2 separate regions of the Homo sapiens genome follow, and region 2 is linked to region 1. Evidence: chromatin loops called from intact Hi-C (ENCODE). Cell type or tissue: ovary. All regions are shown on one strand. Each heading gives the region's core, and the rest is flanking DNA. Links, peaks and the distances in the headings are about the cores only.

Region 1 (10,199 bases), core at 1,157-9,156:
GGTATCACTGGTGGAGGCTGCAGAACAGCAAAGATTGCTGCCTGTTCCTTCCTCTGGAAGCTTTGTAGAGGGGCACCAGCCAGAAGCCAGTTGGAGTTCTCCTGTATGAGGTGTGTGTCAACCCCTGCTGGGAGGTATCTCCCCGTCAGGAGGCATGGGGGTCAGGGACCCACTTGAGGTGGCAGTCTGTACCTTAGCAGAGCTCGAGCGCTGTGCTGGGAGACCCGCTGCTCTCTTCAGAGCCGTAGGCAGGAACGTTTAAGTCTGCTGAGGCTGTGCCCACAGCTGACCCGGCACCCACGTGTTCTGTCGCATGGAGATGGAGCTTTTATCTATAAGCTCGTGACTGAGGCTGCTTTCTTTATTTCAGAGATGCCCTGCCCAGAAAGGATGAATCTAGGGAGGCAGTCTGGCTGCAGTGGCTTTGCCGAGCTGTGGTGGGCTCCGCCCAGTTCGAACTTCCTGGTGGCTTTGTTTACACTGTGAGGGGAAAACCACCTACTCAAGCCTCAGTAATGGTGGACGCCCCTCCTCACACCAAGCTCAACCATCTCAGGTTGACTTCAGACTGCCGTCCTGGCAGCGAGAATTTAAAGCCAGTGGATCTTAGCTTGCTGGGCTCCATGGTTGTGGGATCCACTGAGCTAGACCACTTGGCTCCCTGGTTTCAGCCCCCTTTCCAGGGTAGTGAACGGTTCTGTCTCACTGGCATTCCAGGTGCCGCTGGGGTATGAAAAAAAAACAAAACTCCTGCAGCTAGCTTGGTGTCTGCCCAAACAGCCATCCGGTTTTGTGCTTGAAACCCCAGACCCTGGTGGCGTAGGCACCCGAGGGAATCTCCTGGTCTGTTGGTTGTGAAGACTGTGGGAAAAGCATAGTATTTGGGCCAGAGTGCACCATTCTTCACAGCACGGTCCCTCACAGCTTCCCTTGGCTGGAGGAGGGAGTTTGCCAACCCCCTGCACTTCCCGGGTGAGGCAATGCCCCACCCTGCTTTGGCTCACCCTCCATGGGCTGCACCCACTGTCTAATCAGTCCCAATGAGTTGAGCCGTGTACCTCAGTTGGAAATGCAGAAATCACCTCCCTTCTACATTGGTCTTGCTGGGAGCTACAGACCCGAGCTCTTCCTATTCGACCATCTTGACCAGGAATACCATATATTTTTTTTAACATTTTAGATTTGGGAGTACATGTGCAGGTGTGTTACATGGATATATCGTGTGATGCTGAGGTTTGGGCTTCTATTGAACCCATAACCCGAATAGTAAACATAGTACTCAGTAGGTAATTTTTCAACACTTCCTTCCTCCCTCCCCTCTTTCAGACTTCCCAGTGTTTTTTGTTTCCATCAGAAAGAACTTTCAATATTAAAGCCATACTTACATTTTTTCTCTCCTTTAAAAATAGCTACTTTCAACTTTTTCCAAGTTTTATAACTGCATAATAAGGCTTACCATTTCCTAGTTCAGAATAAGTTTGCAAACACAATGCCTGGGGGTGCCATTCATGTTGTGAATAATCATAATCCTCATGGCTATCCACTCTTCCCTGCAAGGAATTGTGGAGTCCTTACTGTATTACTTCCATTCCTTTAGTCAGTGCCCCATTTGGAGGTCAACTACCTCCAGCACCCCACTGCCTATTACCAATTTCCATGTCAGTCTCAGTGGCAATCAGCAGAAATGGATTCTGCTTAACTTAAGCAGAATTGCAATTTATTGAAAGGGTGCTGTGTAGCTCACATAATTGTTGAGAAGGTTAGAGTACAAGGTTTGACAAACAGTCAAGAAAAAGGAGGCTACACATCTAGAGCCATAGCAAATTCTTGCCATGATCACATGAGTAAGATCCGCTAAAGCGACTGCTACTGACCACCGGATGTCACACTTTGTAGCAGCAGCATTGCTGCACCTGGAAAGTGGATGCTGATGCATCTTCTGCGTCCCTCAGCATGATTTCTTGTCCTTGTTTCACTAGATCACAATCTTTAATGCAAAAATAGATAGGTGCATCTGATTGGCTTAATTTAGTTCATGTGCTTAAGCTTTGCTTTCAGGGAGAACCATGAAAGGAGCTTTTTAAGTGTTTTCAGCTTCTATGAGAAGAGGTTGGCTCTGCATTCTCCAGAAATTTTAAAATGCAGAGTTCCCTATACATGGGAAGGAGATGAGGACACTGGGTCAATAAAAAGAAATGACATGTCTATTTCAGTTGAGTATGCATCTGTTGGTTGCATTTGCTCTGAATTCACAAACTAAGGTTGTATTTATAGCATTTTGCAAAGTTCTACAGGTGGCTAGGTAATATCAACTAACATTGATTAAATGGACACAAAATGTTTTTAAGTGATACTGATAGGTAATCTCCAATTTGTAGACTCGTCAAAGTAGATATTATGATCCTAATATTATTGAAGATGATCACAGTAACTATAGTAAACTAGGATTTACTGAGTGTATACTACAGGACACTCCCTGTGCTCAGTGCATTATCTGCGCAGCCTCAATCAGTCTTCTGAGTTTATTGTTCCTGTTTTTTCATGAGGAAATTGAAGCCTGAGAGCTTGTGCAACTTGCCTAAGATTAAACAAGTAGAAAAAGTTAGAGGTAAGACTGGAATCTGGATGACTCCATTGCCTGGACAATTACCCCTGTATCACACTTCCAGAGTACCTTCATAAGGGCTGCACTAAAGTCAAGTGTTGGCCTTGAGTTTGGCTCCAATTTGTAGTTCAAGTTTGCTTTGACTTTGGGCTTTGGAAGGCCAAGTAGCTAAAGGCTCATTGTAGTGTCATTTGTGGCATCCTTGAACTCTCCATGAACAAATCATCATCACGTAGTTTTCATTGTCTCTAATCAATATAATCAACATTAGTAGTGTGAACAAAACTTGTCATTTGTATTTATTGTCAGTGTCTGAATAGTCACATTCAAGCATAATAACCATTTCAAATGTAATGTGAACATTTCCTTATCAGCTAAATGTTTAAATTCTCTCAGTTGAAGTATTTATTATTGTAAGACTAAAATGCTTCAGATTAATGGGGATTGTTAGAGCTATTAACTTTATGTAGCAAAACAGTTGTTATGAACTTTAAAATGGTCAAATAAAAACCTAGATTGGTAGTTACCATGAATTAGTAGATTCATGAGTTAGATAACTTTACAAATGTTTATAAAATTTTAAATAATAATATAAGAGGAAATAAAATTAAATTATACCATAATTCTCTTCACTGACTTGTTTGGTATACTGCCATTTATATTTTCAAAATATAATTTTTAGGAACTATATTTAATTTTCAGTGATTTAATTCTGTTTAGATCTTGAGTCTTTTAAGAACAAAAATCCTCTTTGGATTTTTTTTTTATTTTGAAGGAAACATTTTACAAAGTGAAATTTCACCTCAAAATTTTACAAGAAGGAAAAACTAAAAAATTGTATACAATAATATCCAGAATGAATAATCCTTGACCAAGATAGAATAAAGAATGTAAAAGATTATAAAGAAAAGAAAAAAGGATTAGGGAAAAATGAGACACCTCAAATGCATAACATTCTCACTAATCAAAGCTTAAAACAATAGACTTTACCAAAAAATAAGATTTTTAAAAATAATTTTCATTATATAGAAGCTGGAAATGAAACAAAAAATGGTGAATTGATTGTTCTAGAGTCTAGACTGCCCATCACTTTTAGTAGTTGAAGGTTTCTTTTAGGTTTTCCAAATCTATAAATTCAAAGGTACAAAGTTCTTTGTAAAAGACATGTTTCTGAAAAAAATTTTTTCCATTATATTCTGCTGTTCATGAAAAGGTTAAAAATGTTATTAGATGAACAATTTGAAAGTGACTATTCACTATGGCAATTTTTTGGCTAAAATTTTATGTTTATTCTTTTATTTTAAGATTTTTTTCTTTGAGAGCTATATTTCACTTTGGTCATCAAATTTCCAGGCAAATATTGTTATTAGCACTTGAGCGTTCATTCAAAATGTGTATATTGTTTACACTACTAATGGTTCCTGTCTATCCAGAAGACCAGACATGCATTTCTTAAAACTCAGAAATAAGAAAGTGCTTTCCAGGCATGGAAGGAAGGGCTGAAGCTCAGCCAACACCAACACTTAACTACTTCTCTTTTTCAGGAATGATTTTCTTCATTTCCAGTGTACTGGAGAGCCACTGGTAACTTTTGCTTCCTTGCTCAACCCAGAGTACTACTCATTAATTGATGAGCATTGAAAAGCTTTTGAAGGCTGTCTGAAACAGAGCTTATGCTATAAAAATTGGGGTTCCCTCTGGGGGATGTATCACTGCGCCATTAAACTTGGCCACTTGGTGGCACCAAAAAGTAAGAGCAGCACTGTACGGAGGTAACCAGTGTCTACTGCGTTACAAAGAAAAAGTAAAAAATAAACAATCACTTCTTGGAAAAAAAAAAAAACCCTCTGAATTAAATTGTTTTCTTCCTTTGTAAAATTAGGGGTGGCCAGTGGTGGAGGAAGGGGGATTGTACCAAAGAGAAAGTCCCTTAAATTCCTTTAACCTTGACATTCTATGACCCTCATGTACTGTGAGTTCCCAGTATGCTCTTTGTTAATGAGACTGAAAATGATGGTAACAGGCAACACTTACCATGTGCTTATTATGTGGCAGGGCACTGAACTACGTGTGTCATAGAGATTAGCATGAGTTTATTTTTCTTTCTTATTTTACATGAGAATTGTATAAATCCTCACAACACTATAATAGTTATTATTATTATTATTTTACACATAAGGAAAATATATAGAGGCAGAAGGACTTCTACATAGCCAGTAAGCAGTGCAGCTGGGATTTGAACTCCACAGTCAGTCTTCAGAGTCAGGGACTTCATTGCAACACTCTATTTCTGAATGACTCTTCTTATTTATAAGGGGGAGGTTTACTTCCATTCTTCTGGCCCTTAAGAAAGGAAAAACTGTTAAGGAAAAGCCTCCAACACATGCATATCCTACACAGATATGTAATCCATTTGAAAAATAATGCTTATTACTACAGCATTACCATTGGGGAATAAAAAATGATGTTCACTTACTGTACTTATTTCCAAATTTTAAGTTGCAACCCTGTCTTTAACAATTCAGAAGCACCAGAGTTTTGGTCAGGGACTCCCTTTGGAGTTCAACAGTGTTAGTAACATTTTATTGTTAGCCCATGGTCCCTGGAGAGCGTAATTACAGACCTGCAGTTTTTAAACAATGGAATGAAATGATTTAATACGGGGAGAAGAGGGGAAAAGGACAATGAGAATTAGAAAGTGCTGGAAATCACAAGAGAGGTAATAAGGGCTCAGACTGAAATGGCAGCTGTGATATTAGAGACAGAAGATGAGACACAGCACAAAAGAATAAAGAGATCTGATGAATGAATGACTTGGAGATAAGAGCCAAGGAAGAAATTCGCTATTTCCTTACTAGAGATGACTGGTGATGGTATTGTGAGTAATTCTCTGTGTTTCCTGCCCAAATGGCTGAGGCAAATAATTTTGGATAATAAGTAGAACATATCGTTAGTGGCATATGTCCTTTGGAGGCAAAACAAAACAAAAAATAAATAAACCCAACAAAAAACCCAACTGTCCACAGAATAATCTACTAAAAAAATGATCAAGTGCTAGCCATTAAAAATACAGGTTGTTCAATGTCCCTTTAAAGTTTTTTGTTGTTGTAATTTCTTGGCTATAGGGGGTGTATTTGTGGGAGCTCTTGGGGGCTATCTTAGAGGGTGCCAACAACAAGTGGTTCCTGTCTTTTTAGCTAGTTAACCAGTTTGCACAACCATCAATCAAATACACATGGGAAGCCCTGTGAGAGACCAAAATCAACTCAGGAAGCCCATTGCTAAAGTTGCTTAAAGTACAAAGACAATGTTCCATTTTTAGGAGAATAGCTTTGCAGATTCTTTTCTCTTTCTCTTTCCTCCTAACACACGAATTCTGCTGTTTTGCTAAGTAAGTGTCTATGCTGGAAAACTGATGCAGTGGTGGGGTGAATAGCAGGAGAAAAATAGAAGGTTGGCAGGTTTGTTGGAAGAATGAAAAGAAGTTGACCATTGAAGCTGCGTGGCTCTGCAATTTGATTTCTTGCTGGGATGCTCTGATCAAAGATTTGTGGGCATTAAGGTAGTAACTACTGGCCAAGATTTTGGGTTGGGGATTATCTGTGAATTTCAATTATCTATTATACTTCTTCCCTGTCCTCCATTACCAAAATAATGGAAATTTGGCTACATAAACAGAACATATGAAAGCTAGAATACCACAATACCTCTTGCAATCAGCTTTCACACTTACCAAGTAGGACAATGGCCTTTGGATATATGGACATAAATCTTATTTTATCCTTTTCTAAGATTCTCTGCATTAACTGAAGCTTCTGCCCAGTTTGAACAGAAGATTATTGAACTGGAAGCTTATTGCTGTTTGTGGCATTTTTGCATCTCTGAGAGGCATGCAGGCAAGTGGTAGAAGGGAGTCGTAGACCACTCTGGTAGGGGCACTATCTGTCTGCAGGGAGAAAGGACAGATCAGCAGGCAGGGCCTTCCTTTCCAAGGAGGGCTTTTGGTCCTGATCTGGAATGGGTGGTGGAGCTGGGGGTAGGGAGTCAGGATGTGATACAAGGCTGCCCTCTAATCGGAGGACTTGGATGGAATCTGTTGCTTAAGATTTATTGGCAGTCATAGACACTAACTAGATTAGTGCGATTATTGAATATAGGTAACATTTCATCTCATTGTCAAAAGAGATAATAATCACCTTATCAATAATTGTGATTTGGTGGCTTTGTTTTGTTTGTATAAGAAGTTGAACAAAGATAGATAATAATCCCTCTGGCATCCCTTACCCCTAATCATTTTCCTGGGTGTACCAAAATGGAAGGTACGCTCATTAGAGGTTATTCAAATGCAATATTTGGTGTCATTTCTTTCATTCAACAAATATTTATTGGGGTCTACTATGCTTGGGACTCATTGCTAGGTAAGGACTGACAACTAGACAGAGGTTCTTACCTCAGAAACCTTTTTAAACCTTTTGGGAAGAGTTTGATTATATATACATGTTATATTAGTCAATTTTCACACTGCTGTAAAGAACTGCCTAAGACTGGGTAATTTATAAAGGAAAGAGGTTTAATTGACTCACAGTTCTGCATGGCTGGGGAGGCCTCAGGAAACTTACAATCATGGCAAAGGTGAAGGGGAAGCAAGGCACATCTTACATGGCAGCAGGAGAGAGACAAAGTGAGCAAAGGGGAAATGCCACACTTTAAAACCATTGGCTCTCATGAGAACTCACTCACTATCATGAGAACAGCATGGGGAGAGCGCCCCCATAATCCAATCACCTCCCACCAGGTCCTCCCTTAACATGTGGGGATTACAATTCTAGATGAGATGTGGGTGAGGACACAGAGCCAAACTATATCACATGTAATGGAAACAAGCCACGGAGTTGCTCTATTTCACTGTTCTCCCAGATATTTGAGAATTTTCATTTTTTAAAGCCTTCTTTATGCTTCTTAACTTATTCTGTCCTTCCTGCTGCTGCTTCTCCATGTTTCTCCTTGGCTGGGTCTGCTTTTCTCCTTTCCTAATTGATTGAGTCATAGCTGAGCGGCTCCTTGCTTTGTAAAGTTCTGTCATTGTAATGAGATATGCACAATATACGGATGCTCCAACTTCACTACTGAAAAGCTACGGGAAGACACAGTTGTTCTAAACTGAAGTATTTTAAATGTAGTAGAAGAGCTTGCCCTTTAAAAGAATCTTCTTTGCAATGAATCTTTTGATAAACAGCATCTTTTGTTATGTAAATAATGATCCTTTATTTCATCTGTTGGCAAGATCTAATTTTAAGGCAGGATGAACCTCCATTATATTAGAATAAGATTACAAAACTCATCACTCCAAAAAGAATTTTGTTGTAATAAAAATCGTTTGTAAAACACAATTGTCATGTGATTTTAAGGTTAAATGATGAGTGTGGAAAGTAGGTGGTAAACAATGGGATCACGTTATGTGCTATTTTAAGGCCCCAGAAAAAATTTTTGTGTTTAATCTTTTGGAAAAATTACTCCAGGAAAGCAGTGATGAAATATGAATATGAATTGGTATGTTAAAATGAGAGTGAACTCTAATAGTACATATTTCTAGTGAATCAATATCTGTCTTTCTAATACGGTTGTTATAGTCATCAGTTTTGCTGGTGGTGAATATAATTGTTGGGAAAGTGTTAGTGGAGTAACGTGTGCAGAGGCCTGGAGCTCTTCAGGGGCAGACAGTCACATTTCTTAGAATTCTTAGAATTTAGAGTTCCCTAACTACTGTCATTTTTTTGTGTGTGACTCTTCTTTGAAACTATTCTGAGTGTTATCTTTCCTTTGTACATCTGAGAAAAGCAAAGTCTAGAAAAGTTTCAAAATATTATCTTCTAAGTCATTTGAAAGAACCTGCATTAATTAGAAGTTGAGTTGTCTGTTTTTCTGTTTCAAATCTTTTCCTTAACAAAGAAACACAGTGGTATTTAACAGCTAATCAGTATCAGTCTGTCTGTGTGGTAATATGCATATGGACTAGGGTATGTTTAGTTTTGCCCAATTATGAAAAAAGACTTTAGTTGAGGATATAGAGTTAACAAGCTAAAAAACTATTTAGGATCTCTAAAAGTACTTTATTTAACATCTGCTTATTATTTAAACTGTGCTAATCGAGGTAATTCTTAGATAATTAATAAAGGTTAGCTCTCTACTTGACAACACTAATTATTCTTTCCTTTAATTGGAGAAAGTTTAGAAAAATCACCAGACATGCCATCCAGAGAGAATTCTTATTTGTATGTTGGCACATTTGCTTTCAATATTTTTTTCTGTTCTGTTTTTTCAATTTTTTTCTATTATTATTTTACACATAAGGAATATATATAGAGGTGGAAGGACTTGTACATAGCTAGTAAGCAGTGCAGCTGGGATTTGAACCCCAAAGTAAGCCTTCAGAGCCTGGGACTTCATTGCAACACTCTATTCCTGAATGACTCGTCTTATTTATAAGGGGGAGGTTTACTTCCATGATTCTGGCTTTTTTTTTTTTTTTTTTTTTTGAGATGGTGTCTCGCTCTGTTGCCTAGGATGGAGTGCGGTGGCGCGATCTTGGCTCACCACAACCTTTGTCTCCTGGATTCATGTGATTCTCCTGCCTCAGCCTCCTGAGTAACTGGGACTACAGGCGTGCGCCACCATGCCCGGCTAATTTTTGTATTTTTAGTAGAGACGTGGTTTCACTATGCTGGCCAGGCTGGTCTCAAGCTCCTGACCTTGTGAAACACCTGCCTCGGCCTCCCAAAGTGCTGGGATTACAGGCATGAACCTCTGTGCTCAGCCAGATTCTGGCTCTTAAGAAAGGAGAGACTGTTAAGGAAAAGCCTCCAACACATGCATATCTCACATAGATATATAATCCATTTAAGAAATAATACTTATTACTACATTGTTACCATTGGGGAAATAAAAAATGACACTCACTTACTGTACTTATTTCCATATCCTTGATGTGCTAATGGATTTGGTTTGCTAGTATTTTGTTGAAGATTTTTGCATCTATGTTAATCAGGGATATTGGCCTGTAGTTCTCTTTTTTGTTGTCTGTTTGCCAGGTTTTGGTATCAGGATGATGGTGGCTTCATAGAATGAGTTAGAGAGGAGTTCTTCCTCTTCGATTTTTTGGATAGTTTCAGTAGAATCGGTGCTAGCTCTTCTTTGTACATCTGGTAGGATTTGACTGTGAATCCATGTGGTCCAGGGTTTTTTTGGTTGGTAGGATTTTTGTTATGATTCAATGTCAGAACTTGATCTTGTCTCCTCATTTCTTCCTGATTTATCCTTGGGAGATTGTGTGTTTCCAGGAATTTATTCATTTCCTCTCAGTATTCTAGTTTGTGTGCATGAGGTGTTCAGAATAGTCTCTGAAAATCCTTTGTATTTCTGTAGGATCGGTTGTAATGTCATCTTTGTGTTTCTGGTTGTGCTTATATGGATCTTCTCTCTTTTTTTCTTTGTTAATCTAGCTAGTGGTCTATGGATCTTGTTTATCCTTTCAAAGAACCCACTTTTGGTTTCATTGCTTCTTTGTATAGATTTTTGGGTCTCAATTTTGTTCAGG
Region 2 (10,148 bases), core at 1,429-9,428, 140 kb before region 1:
GTACTTCTTCACCTCCATGCCTCTTTCCTCATTGTGTTTTTCCACCTGAAGCACCATTTCCATTCGTTTTAGCACAAAGAAAATAGACTTTGACTTTCCCTTTCCCTGAGTATAGCTTTAAAACCTACCTTGGTTTCTGTCTTTAAATTCTTACATATGAATTGTCTCTGTTTTATGCTAATAAATTCTTTTGCAGTGAACTCTTATTTGCCAGTTGCTTCTAGCGTACTTGTCAATTCTCCAGGTATTTTAAGGCCCTCGAGAGTGGAATAGTGTCTCATGCTTGTCTTCTGGTAAACATACTATTTAATGTAAGACTAGGCAGACAGTAACTGTTGATTACTTGATTGAAAACTTGATGAATGTTACTTAACATTTTTTTCAAGCCTGTGTTTTTGGAATATTTAAGCCTTCTGTTTTTTTTTTTTTTTTCTCTTCTAGAAAGTCATTTTTTAAACAACACTCAACTTTGTGAACCCCTGAAGATTTTTTGACCGTTCCAAGTCTTAATGCCACACCACTATTCCAGCGAATTTATGCTACAACTGGTAACAATGACCAGAAGCCTGAAGAATTAAAATGCCAACACCAAACCTTTCCTTACCAGCTCTGGTCTATATTGCTCCCATGCATTTAATATATTATTTTGTTTTATAACCACTTCTAAATATTCTCAGTTCTTTCTTTTTGTTGTTGTTAATTAAGGGGTTTTGGTTTTGTTTTCTGTTTACTTTGTGTGCAACTACCTGCTTTTAATGACTCACTTTGATCAAATGACAGTGAACAAAGCCAGCCCAAGCTGGTAAGGTGCTGTTCACTTGAACAGGTGCTGTTGCGCAGAAAGGAAACTCTGTGACTAATTTAGATAGTGGCTTTCCTTCTTCTGGATTCTTTTCATTGAATTCTCACAGTAAATATTTACGGAGTTTTCAAATTGCAGCAAATATACTGTATGAGAAAATATTAATACAGATTAAAAGCCTTTCTTACATCTTGAAAATTTTCTAATATTTGAGAATTTCACAGGGATGTTTTTTATATTGGACCCTTTTGACTTTCCAGTCCTGTGACTTTCTACTTTTAGTAGAGAGTCAGAATCTCTGGACTGGAGAATAATGAAGAAGTTCACTGACTGTGCACTGTGCTTAGAGACCCTGCCGCACCACAGTGCCAATGCTTGTCAGACACATGCCCTTCGGCAGCATTCCAGAACAGGAGGGAAGAGAAAGAGAAAACTTTCTTCCCTTCTACTAAAAGATTCAGGCAGCTTAAAACCTTAGTGCTTTCTTTCTTAACATACCCACATTTCAATTCTTTCCATTATTTGAACACTTGGGTAGAACTCTTGCTTTGTATTAAACCTCTTTGTCTACACATGTAAAACTTACCTTTTGTTATTGAGCAGGCCTATCTCTTTCAGATAGTTTTATGATTCACACAGGTTTGAGGATGCTGGGGAGAGGGGGAGGGGGCTGTGGTGGTGTTCTGTTGGTTACAAGAAAGTTATACCATTTAAAGCTGGCACCAGAGACCCGATAGGGACTTATTAACTATATTGAACATTTTTTCCTTTGCCTTTGACCCTATGTATAGTTACGATGCCAGATTAGATTTATAGCAGCCTCAAGTTGTATTAAATGATATTTTGCTTCCTGTAATACTATTATAAAATAAAGTTTGTTTATTCTCTAAACTTGTCACTTCTCTTTTTCTAAAGGGTTAAAAAAACAAACTTGAGTGATATTTTTCATCAGAAGTCTTAGTATTTTGTGAAAAGTAGCATTTCAAAATCTGTTTTCAGCTCTTCTGTAATTTGATGATGCTGCCAACATCACTATTTGAAACGGTGAAAGCGACGTTGAAAGTTTGTAAATCTAATGTTGAGAGTGCCAGATTCCTTCTGCCTGGTTACATAATCCATTCCAGCTTTTACGAATTCTCCGAGGGATATTTTTGCTTGTTTTCTTTGTGCATTTTTCATTTTGTTTTCAGGAAATATTTTAGCTGTACCATCTGAATCTTGCTCCTCTGCTTCATGTCCTTCTTTACTTTGTGTCCACTGGCCCTCTGTATATCAGGCAAACTAGGCCACTGAGGGGCTGCATCCCAGTCTGATTGGGATGCTTTCTTGTGAAACTTTTGTTGGGGCACACCAGGTTATGGTGTTATTATAGAGCAAATAACCAACAGGGTACATTTCTTGTAAAGTGTTATATAGAATTTTTTTCTCTAGTCATTTAAAGTAAGTACATTAAATACAATTTGCATAACTGTCGTCTTTGAGATCTGTTTCCACTAAATTATCTCTCGCCTTGTGAAAGGCCTTTCTCACTTTCTCTATAATTATTACAAAAACAACAACTCCCTGGAGAATCCGATTCAGCAAGCCAAGCCTTAGAAATATTGTGGAACCAAATGTGATTTTGCAAATGTATGCCTCATCAGAAAGTTTGTATAACACTCACATTGAAATCATAGGTTGCGCTTCCCTGGGTGTTTTGAAGACCATATTTGCAGTGACAGGAAGAAAGTTTGTCTTCACAGGTCCCATGGACTAAGAAAGGTGGTGTGCGGGGATTAGGGCTCGGTTTTATTTAGCTGAGACAGCAAGAACAGGGTTTAGGGTCCTGGGGGCATTGAGAGAATCTATGGGAATTAATACCCACAGAGCCACTTGAAACAATGTTTATACTTATTCCCACCTGTAGCTACAGGAGCAAGGCTGTCTTTTAAAAAAATATTTTGTATTATAAAGTATTTCTCTGGCTGTTATAATCTCATCTGGTAAATTGGGCTAAATGATAGAATAAATAGGAAAGTAGATCAAACAAGGTTTTGGAAATTGGATTTGAAAAATTTGAAAAGTGGAAAGAATATTTTTAAATCCCCAATCTGTTTGATGGTAATTATACATTGGATGGTATTTTTGAATACATGTTTTCTGCTGTCTTCTGCTTGTCACTCACATGTTAGACTGTATGTCATTGAATACATTGTGATAAATTCAGAGGCCTCTTCTGACTGGCACACCAATTACAAAGTCAGAAAGTAAGAATCTTGTGAGCATGCTTTGAAAATTCTAACAACTTTTTGATAAATAGAAATCAGAAAATTTATTTCCAAAATGTGCTTAATGTCATGAATTCTGAGAGTTATCAGAGTTCTGAATTTTGATGGTTATCAGAGTTGTGAACTCTGATTTCTGATATTCAGTCTTGCCAAAGAACTTGAGATTTCACCAAAAAGCTGTTCTTATTGTCTAGGAGTGTTTACCTCTTCTGAATTTTCCAATCGCTAAATTATGTCTGGAAAATTCTGGAGGCTGTTACCTGGCCAGATTATTTTTAAAAAACTTTTGCAAATAACATTTCAGAAAACATAATATGGGCTTTTTCTTGCCCAAATTGTTTTTCAGCTAGGTTTAGGATGTGCAGCAGTCATGGACCTGCAGTTTCCCAACACCAAATTGCCAAATTACCAACATGATTATCAAGAGAGATGAAAAGATAGTATTTACAGCTTTGAGTTCATTCTGTTAAATTTTTAGCTGGTCACAGTGGGTCACACCTGTAATCCCAGCATTTTGGGAGGTAGAGGCAGGAGCATAGCTTGAGGCCAGGAATTCAAGAATAGCATGGTCAACCTACTGAGACCCTGTATCTACCAAAAACAAAAAACAAAACAAAAAAACCCAAGTGAGGCTGTGCACTCCTGTCCTGTAGCCAGAGGCTGAGGTAGTAGGATCATTTGAGCCCCAAGAGTTTGAGGTTTCAGTGAGCTATGATTGCACAACTTCACCCCAGCCTGAGTGACATAGCAAGACCTGTCTCCAAAATAATATATATATTTATATATGTTTTTTGGTAAATTTATTGAATAATAAATAATGACAATGTGACAGAAATTAAAGCACCTATTGAAGTGTTTTATTGAAGGTCTCCAGTTGGAGAAACATTATCCCTATTGGTGAACCGTTTCAGATACTATAGCATTTGGAATAAGATTCGGAACTGTTGTAGTGAGACCATTGAGGGTTGTGGGAGCATTTCTGGCCCCTGGTGAAAGGCCTTGGAGCATAGGATGCAGCTGAATGTAGGGTAATGTAGGGAGACTGCCGACTTGGTCTAGGTGGAGGCCAAGACAGCAGGAATGCAAAGGACCGAAGCAGTTCAGGACTGAATGAGATCTTAAACTGGACCTATGAGAATGAGAAGTGCAAAGGCCTGACTGTGCAGCTGCTTGGTAAAGCTGTGCTGGATAAAGGATTTGACAAATTCGTTAGCAGTGCCTTCAGGCAGATGATAAACCCTTGGGACTTGTTCCTTCATGGGAAAATGAACATGTTTCTGCCCCTCTCTACATATAAAAAACATTCATAAATCTAGTCAGTTTCATTGGAGATTCTCTGCTCTCATTGGATGGCAGAAAAGAAACAGGCCTTGTTCTAAAGTACTTGGTAGTGCTTGGTGCTGAAAACATGTCTATATAGAGCTCATGTGTTATCACAATAGCTGAGATGGTGGACCAGCACCCACCAGAGCTGGAACTGGCCTTCTGAAGTGCCCATTATTGGAGGAAGATGGAGCAAACCTTGATAGCTGAGCCACAAATGTGGCTGGCAGCTGCCTGAGATAGGAATACGATCTGTCCTTTCACACTTTCTGTTAAAGAAAGCATTTTTACATAAGCTGATTTCCCCCAGGGGCTAAAAAGAGATCTCTCCCAAAACTGAAAGAATATTGTTATTCCTTCCATATGGCAAGAGCACTGTTACTCTGAATTAGTTCAGTCTGAAAACCCCGGCAGACATTTTCATTGTAATCAAGTGCAGTAAAATGCAGAAGTGAGTGTCTTTATTCTAGCAATAAGTTTTATATTATGCAAGAAGTGCAAATGGAAACTACTCACGGAATGGGTATCAAGAATTTTAGGGTGGGGCTGAGGGGAAGAAGCAGTAAAAATCCAGCACTGATGGTATATTTTTGCTTTGGGTCATCCACACAACCTTTAGTATGACTGTAAGCCACTACTGAAACAGGTGCATTTCTTACAGGTGACCCCATTCATTATGTTTTATAAAGTGGATCACTCAGCCTGTTAATGTCCTGCACAAAGATTGGAATGTAACCAGTCTTACACTTAGAATGCATTGAACATCTTTGATTTATGTTAACTGGAAGAATGTGGGGAGCACAACAGTAACCACAATCTCGTTTAACTACCCCTAGAATTAAGTTTCTTTTCAATTACCTATGTTGTCTCTTTGGGGCTCCCACTGAAAAAGAACTGTAGTGAAATGTTGACTTATCCGCATAGTTAGATATAGCTCCCTGTATTTTGGTATTACAGGCAAAGACTTGTATTCTCCTCCTCAGGAATTATGTGAACATTCTGCCCTTTCCTTTTCCCATTACCAAATTGCCAACATTTCCAGGTCGCATCATGCTGAAAGCTACATTTGTGGGTGATCCATACCTAGTGTGGGGATACTCCACTTGTTTTGTGCATATTTGTGACAATAATGATTTGTGAAAGCAATCAGGAAAAGGAGAGAAGCAAAGTCAGGTCCAAAAATGATACCTGAACTGTGTCACTTAAGAGTTGCTGAACTGCAAGAAGAACGTGGAAATATTCTTGCATATGGAATCTACTGAGCTCTCTCCAAGGCATTCATCTTTTGCTATTCATTGGATCTCTACCAAGGTTTCTTCACCTCTAAAATCGGAATAATAGGGGTTCCTATGGGATTATGTAGTAAGATGCTGCAGAATTTTATTTTTTAAATATGCCGTTTAGAGCAGACACAGTCACAATAAAAGTTAAAAAGTTACAATGTGTCCAGTGTATATACCCAGGAAATCCATTCTTGGTACTTTTCAAGAGCTGCTGTTATACTGAGTCTCTGAGAAGTCCCCTTAGATAATAGCTGCCACTTTTCAGTATGGTTCAGAATGAGTATCTTAGTATTCTTTCTATTTTGCTATGGTTCTAGTTTATCAACCTACTTTATTAGCTGAACTGTTGGCCATTGCTTGCTGACCAGTAGAAACTCATTGTGCTTTAGTTATTGGAAAGTCCCCAACTTCACGTCCATTTCATTCTCTGGTACAGGGAAGAGCCATCCTTGGGATTATGTTGGCGATCACAGTTCTGGGACAGTTCTTCATTAACTGAAAGGAAAAATATTAGTTAATAATTTGGAGACATCTGAGTGCCATTGGTCATTTAGAGTTCATAAGGGCTGTTGGCCAGCATATCTGACACTGGTGGCCTTGGCGAGTCACAGAAGTCCAGGTCTTCCAAGCAGATCCTATTACAGGATCGATCCTTATCTCCTCAACCACATCCAGTGGAAATGTAAAGGCTTCTTTCTAAAGAATGGCCCTGGTTAGAGCAAACAAACTACCACTGTAATGAGAATTGTTACATGCTAAGTATATTTAGATTTTGTTGATTAAGTTGAAACTCCCACAGCAAGTCACAGTGTCTGCCCCTGCTCATCCCTCCCAAAAATGTGTCTGGGCACTTACAGTCTTTAGACAAGTCAAATTAGTTTTCTCCCTTTTACCTTTTGGTATATTTTACTGATGACTCTATTTCAGCTTTTTGCAACCTGCTCATTCCTTAACCCCTTAATATATAATTTCAGTTAAAGCTACTCTACTAAAATATTAAAACTCACCATGCCATCGAATTACTGAATCTAGTGGCATTTTCCAATCCCTAGTTTTCTTCCTCAGTAGCATTTGACACAACCCCTCTCTCTGTCTGCCCCCACCATTCTCCTCCCTTTGGCTTTTATTGTATGCCACCTGTGTGCTTTTATCTGCTCCTTAGCTTCAACTATTATGTCTCTGGCAATAACTAGATTTGATTTTTAGCCCTGAGATGCCTTCTGAGATCCTGACACATATTCGTTGGGATCTTCCTCGTACATCAGAAGACACAGCTCTCTTCCTGAAACCAGGAACAACTGATCCTGCTTTCATCCTCAAAAGTTTTGTTTTCAGAAGTATAATTAATCAAGCCAGAGACCAGGAGCTTCTAATCTCATGGGAGGTAATAAACATGTTTGTAGGCTTGAACCTGAAAATGCTCTCTTAGGCTCCCACATAAAGCCCATGCAATTTATCCCTTACTTGATACATTGTATGCCATGTACCCCAGGACACATGCACTTTCCCTGACCAGGCCTACACAAATGCTTATCATGTTAGGGAGGGTGCATATGTGTTGGAGAGTGACAAGTCCCTGACAACATGGGCCTCAAGATTTAGTAGCCAATACTTGCACTTGCTCTGTGCCAGGTGCTGTGTGAAGCCCTTTGCAATCTTTCTCGTTCAATTCTTGTGATGACATGATGAGCTAGTCATCATTATTATTAAATTGCTGATGAGCAAACTGGGGCAGAAAGAAATCATGATGAAGTAATTTGCCCAAGATCAGAGAAACTGATGAATTCAGGATTTGATTCCAGGCAATCTGACTTCAGAGACCACAGTTTCAGCTACTGAGTCACACTGACTTTCCGTAGATTATCGCTATTTCAAAGGTATTCCTTGGAGATGGCCCATGGCTTAGACTTTTAACTCACTGAAATATGAGTACTTTATTCCCTTTTACTCTTATTACCAATGGCTAACTGCACAATAGGGTGCTTTGAATGAGGGACCAGGATACAGATTGTAGAGCTGAAAATGGGTGACCTGAATAACGAGACAGAAAAAAAGTGAACTCTTAAGAGTGGAGAGAGAACTAGAATGGAGAGGCCAAGAGGAAGCTCGTCAATCTACAGTGAATCATCTACCCAGTGAATTAAGTGTCTTTGCTAGGCACCATATGGAGAGTGAGAGAAGTAAAATAATGCCTCCCTAACCTAAAAGAGCTTGCAATTTGGCTGTCATTTCATTTCATTGGGTCTATTAAGGAGGATGTGCAGAGAGATTCGATAGGCAGTTGGCCTTGAGAACACCCAAGGTCGTGGTTGTGGAAAATCCTGCAAGCAATGCAGTGTGCCCTGTTAGTTCCCAGGTAAAGAAATGTGATTTGACTCAGGCAGATCTTTATGTGGAGGAATCACCATCATCAATAACTATTATGACCCCCGTTATATTAAGAGATTGATCAAATTCTTCAAAGATGTTGTAAAATTTTTGCCTTGTTTAAAACTGTCCCACAATTGGTGGTAAGTTTATCTGTCTGGACCAAAAGGACTCAACAGATAGAACCCCTACTGAGGACTCGATACTCCAGAGGTGGTGCGTCGGTGAAGAGGGGCTATCTCTGGAGCCAGCCAGGGTTCGAATGCTCTTTCTACCACTTTGTGGGTAGGTAACCTTGGGCAATGTACTTAATTATCCCAAGACTATTTTAATAATAGCTACTGTAATGCTATAATGACACAAACAGTGCCTTCTTAGAATTCTCAAGCTAGCAGGATAATAATGACTAACAGTTGTTCAGAACAGGCACTGTTAAGAACCTTATATGTATTACCTCGCTTAATCACCATACCCGTCCTATAGTATGTCCTGCTGTTATTTCTATTTTACAGACCAGGAGGCCGAAGCTTCAAGAGGTTGAGTAGAGTGAGTATGAAGTTCAGTGGAAGATGCCTAGCCAGCCTGTATATTATCAGTACTTTAGTTATTTGTTTTAGGATGTGCGTTGCTGAAGGCCAAGACCTGGTTAACTACCTGACTTTCTTTTTGGGTCCAACTCCGTGCAAAAACATTTAGGCATTTCAGTAGACACGTTTTAAAATTTAATTAAATAATGACTATTTTTGGCCATGTTTGTCATTTTAGACAACAATTTGTTCCTGATCAGGGCGATGGTGTTTTGGGGGTGGGGTGGCCTGGAAGTAAAGGTTTGGGAATCTCAGGACTTAGGGAAATAAGATAATGAAAACTTCCAACCTAGAAGATGCAAAATGTCCATGACAATGGCTGATGCAGGGATTGGCTATGGGAAGTTCATGACACATACTTCCACCCCAAGAGCTACTCCTCAAGGAAATTGACACAGATTGAAGAGTGCGGGATGTTAGAGAATTTTCTTTCTTCCTTTGCGAGAAAATTGATGTTCCCTACATACTAATTAAATTTATGTGCACCATTACCTCCTAAGGCTTGAAGTGTGGGGATTAATGTTGAGTGATTACAATACCTCCACATGCTTTCCATCACATCTTAAAATGGCTCTCTTGTCTGACAGACCCAGCTGTATGAGACAGGCAAGCTGGTTTTCTGTTTTAGAATGCAGGACTCTGGGGTTCTGCGAACATGCCAGTTAATCTATCAATGTCCCTCTCTTTACAGGAATAAAACAGAAATGATTACATTTGCCATAACCCTGGTTGGAAGATTAACGACATGACATTTGACCATCTGTTGACAGTTTTTTAAGTGGATGCTGCGAAATGGAGATACAAACTGGTGATATTTTATTTCGAGTCCAGTGATCTCATTTGCCCTCAAACTGGAGAGAAGACAGTACTACTTACCCTTAGGAAAATGGTGCCAGAACTATAATTTTTTCAAAGGTACATGTTCTTAGAGTTTGGGTGGCTTTTCTTCTTAGGAGAAAGACTATTTGGAATTAAAGGGACCAGATCAACCTAAAAACGAAAATATCCATAGTCTATAGTTGGCTGCTAACACTGGAAAATATAATCAAGAATTACTCCAAAAAAAAATAGATGCACTGATTCCATGTGGGAGAGGAGGGAAATACAACCGAAAGATGGTTTGAATATAAACTTCTGGAGGGAATGTATAGTGCAGCTTGCCCATCAGCTGCTACCCTGACCAGGAATCTGTCAAGGACACCATCCAGGGCCCCCACATTTCTCACCCGGTTTGCTTTGGGCTCAGTCTCAACAGAACAAAAACTGCCATCAGGGAGGACTACTTTGATCCACTCAGCTATGCTGTCCTTCTTACAGGAAAGGGGTCCAGATCCAGACCCCGAGAGAGTTCTTGGATCTTGCACAAGAAAGAATTAAGGGCGAGTTCGTAAAGTGAAAGCAAGTTTATTAAGAAAGTAAAGGAATAAAAGAATGGCTACTCCACAGGCAGAGCAGCCCCGAGGGCTGCTGGTTGCCCATTTTTATGGTTAGTTCTTGATTATATGCTAAACGCGGGGGG

The links. Hi-C counts contacts between places; a loop is a spot of excess contacts. Peaks named below come from ENCODE experiments on the same cell type or tissue, not always from the same donor. Only the 100,000 strongest peaks of a DNase experiment are listed, where the experiment ranks them.
Region 2: it touches region 1 in a loop (2.2-fold over the local background); 12 of 110 quality-filtered maps call a loop at or near these places.

What each region holds. Positions count from the first base shown.
Region 1 is chr6:130,692,267-130,702,465 of GRCh38, reverse strand. No RefSeq gene overlaps it. Among named protein-coding and RNA genes, the nearest start is that of SMLR1, 130 kb to the left of the region's middle. RefSeq lists an enhancer at 214-730. In ovary, for the core only: no CTCF peak of the experiment used is centred there; a DNase peak (open chromatin) is centred at 4,341; H3K27ac peaks cover 1,427 bases.
Region 2 is chr6:130,830,892-130,841,039 of GRCh38, reverse strand. SMLR1 (small leucine rich protein 1) reads right to left here. Exons shown (of 2, transcript NM_001195597.2): 2 at 3,905-6,170. The coding sequence ends at 6,085. It overlaps EPB41L2 (erythrocyte membrane protein band 4.1 like 2), which reads left to right. Exons shown (of 20, transcript NM_001431.4): 20 at 442-1,693. Among named protein-coding and RNA genes, the nearest start is that of SMLR1, 8.6 kb to the right of the region's middle. In ovary, for the core only: no CTCF peak of the experiment used is centred there; no DNase peak of the experiment used is centred there; H3K27ac peaks cover 1,443 bases.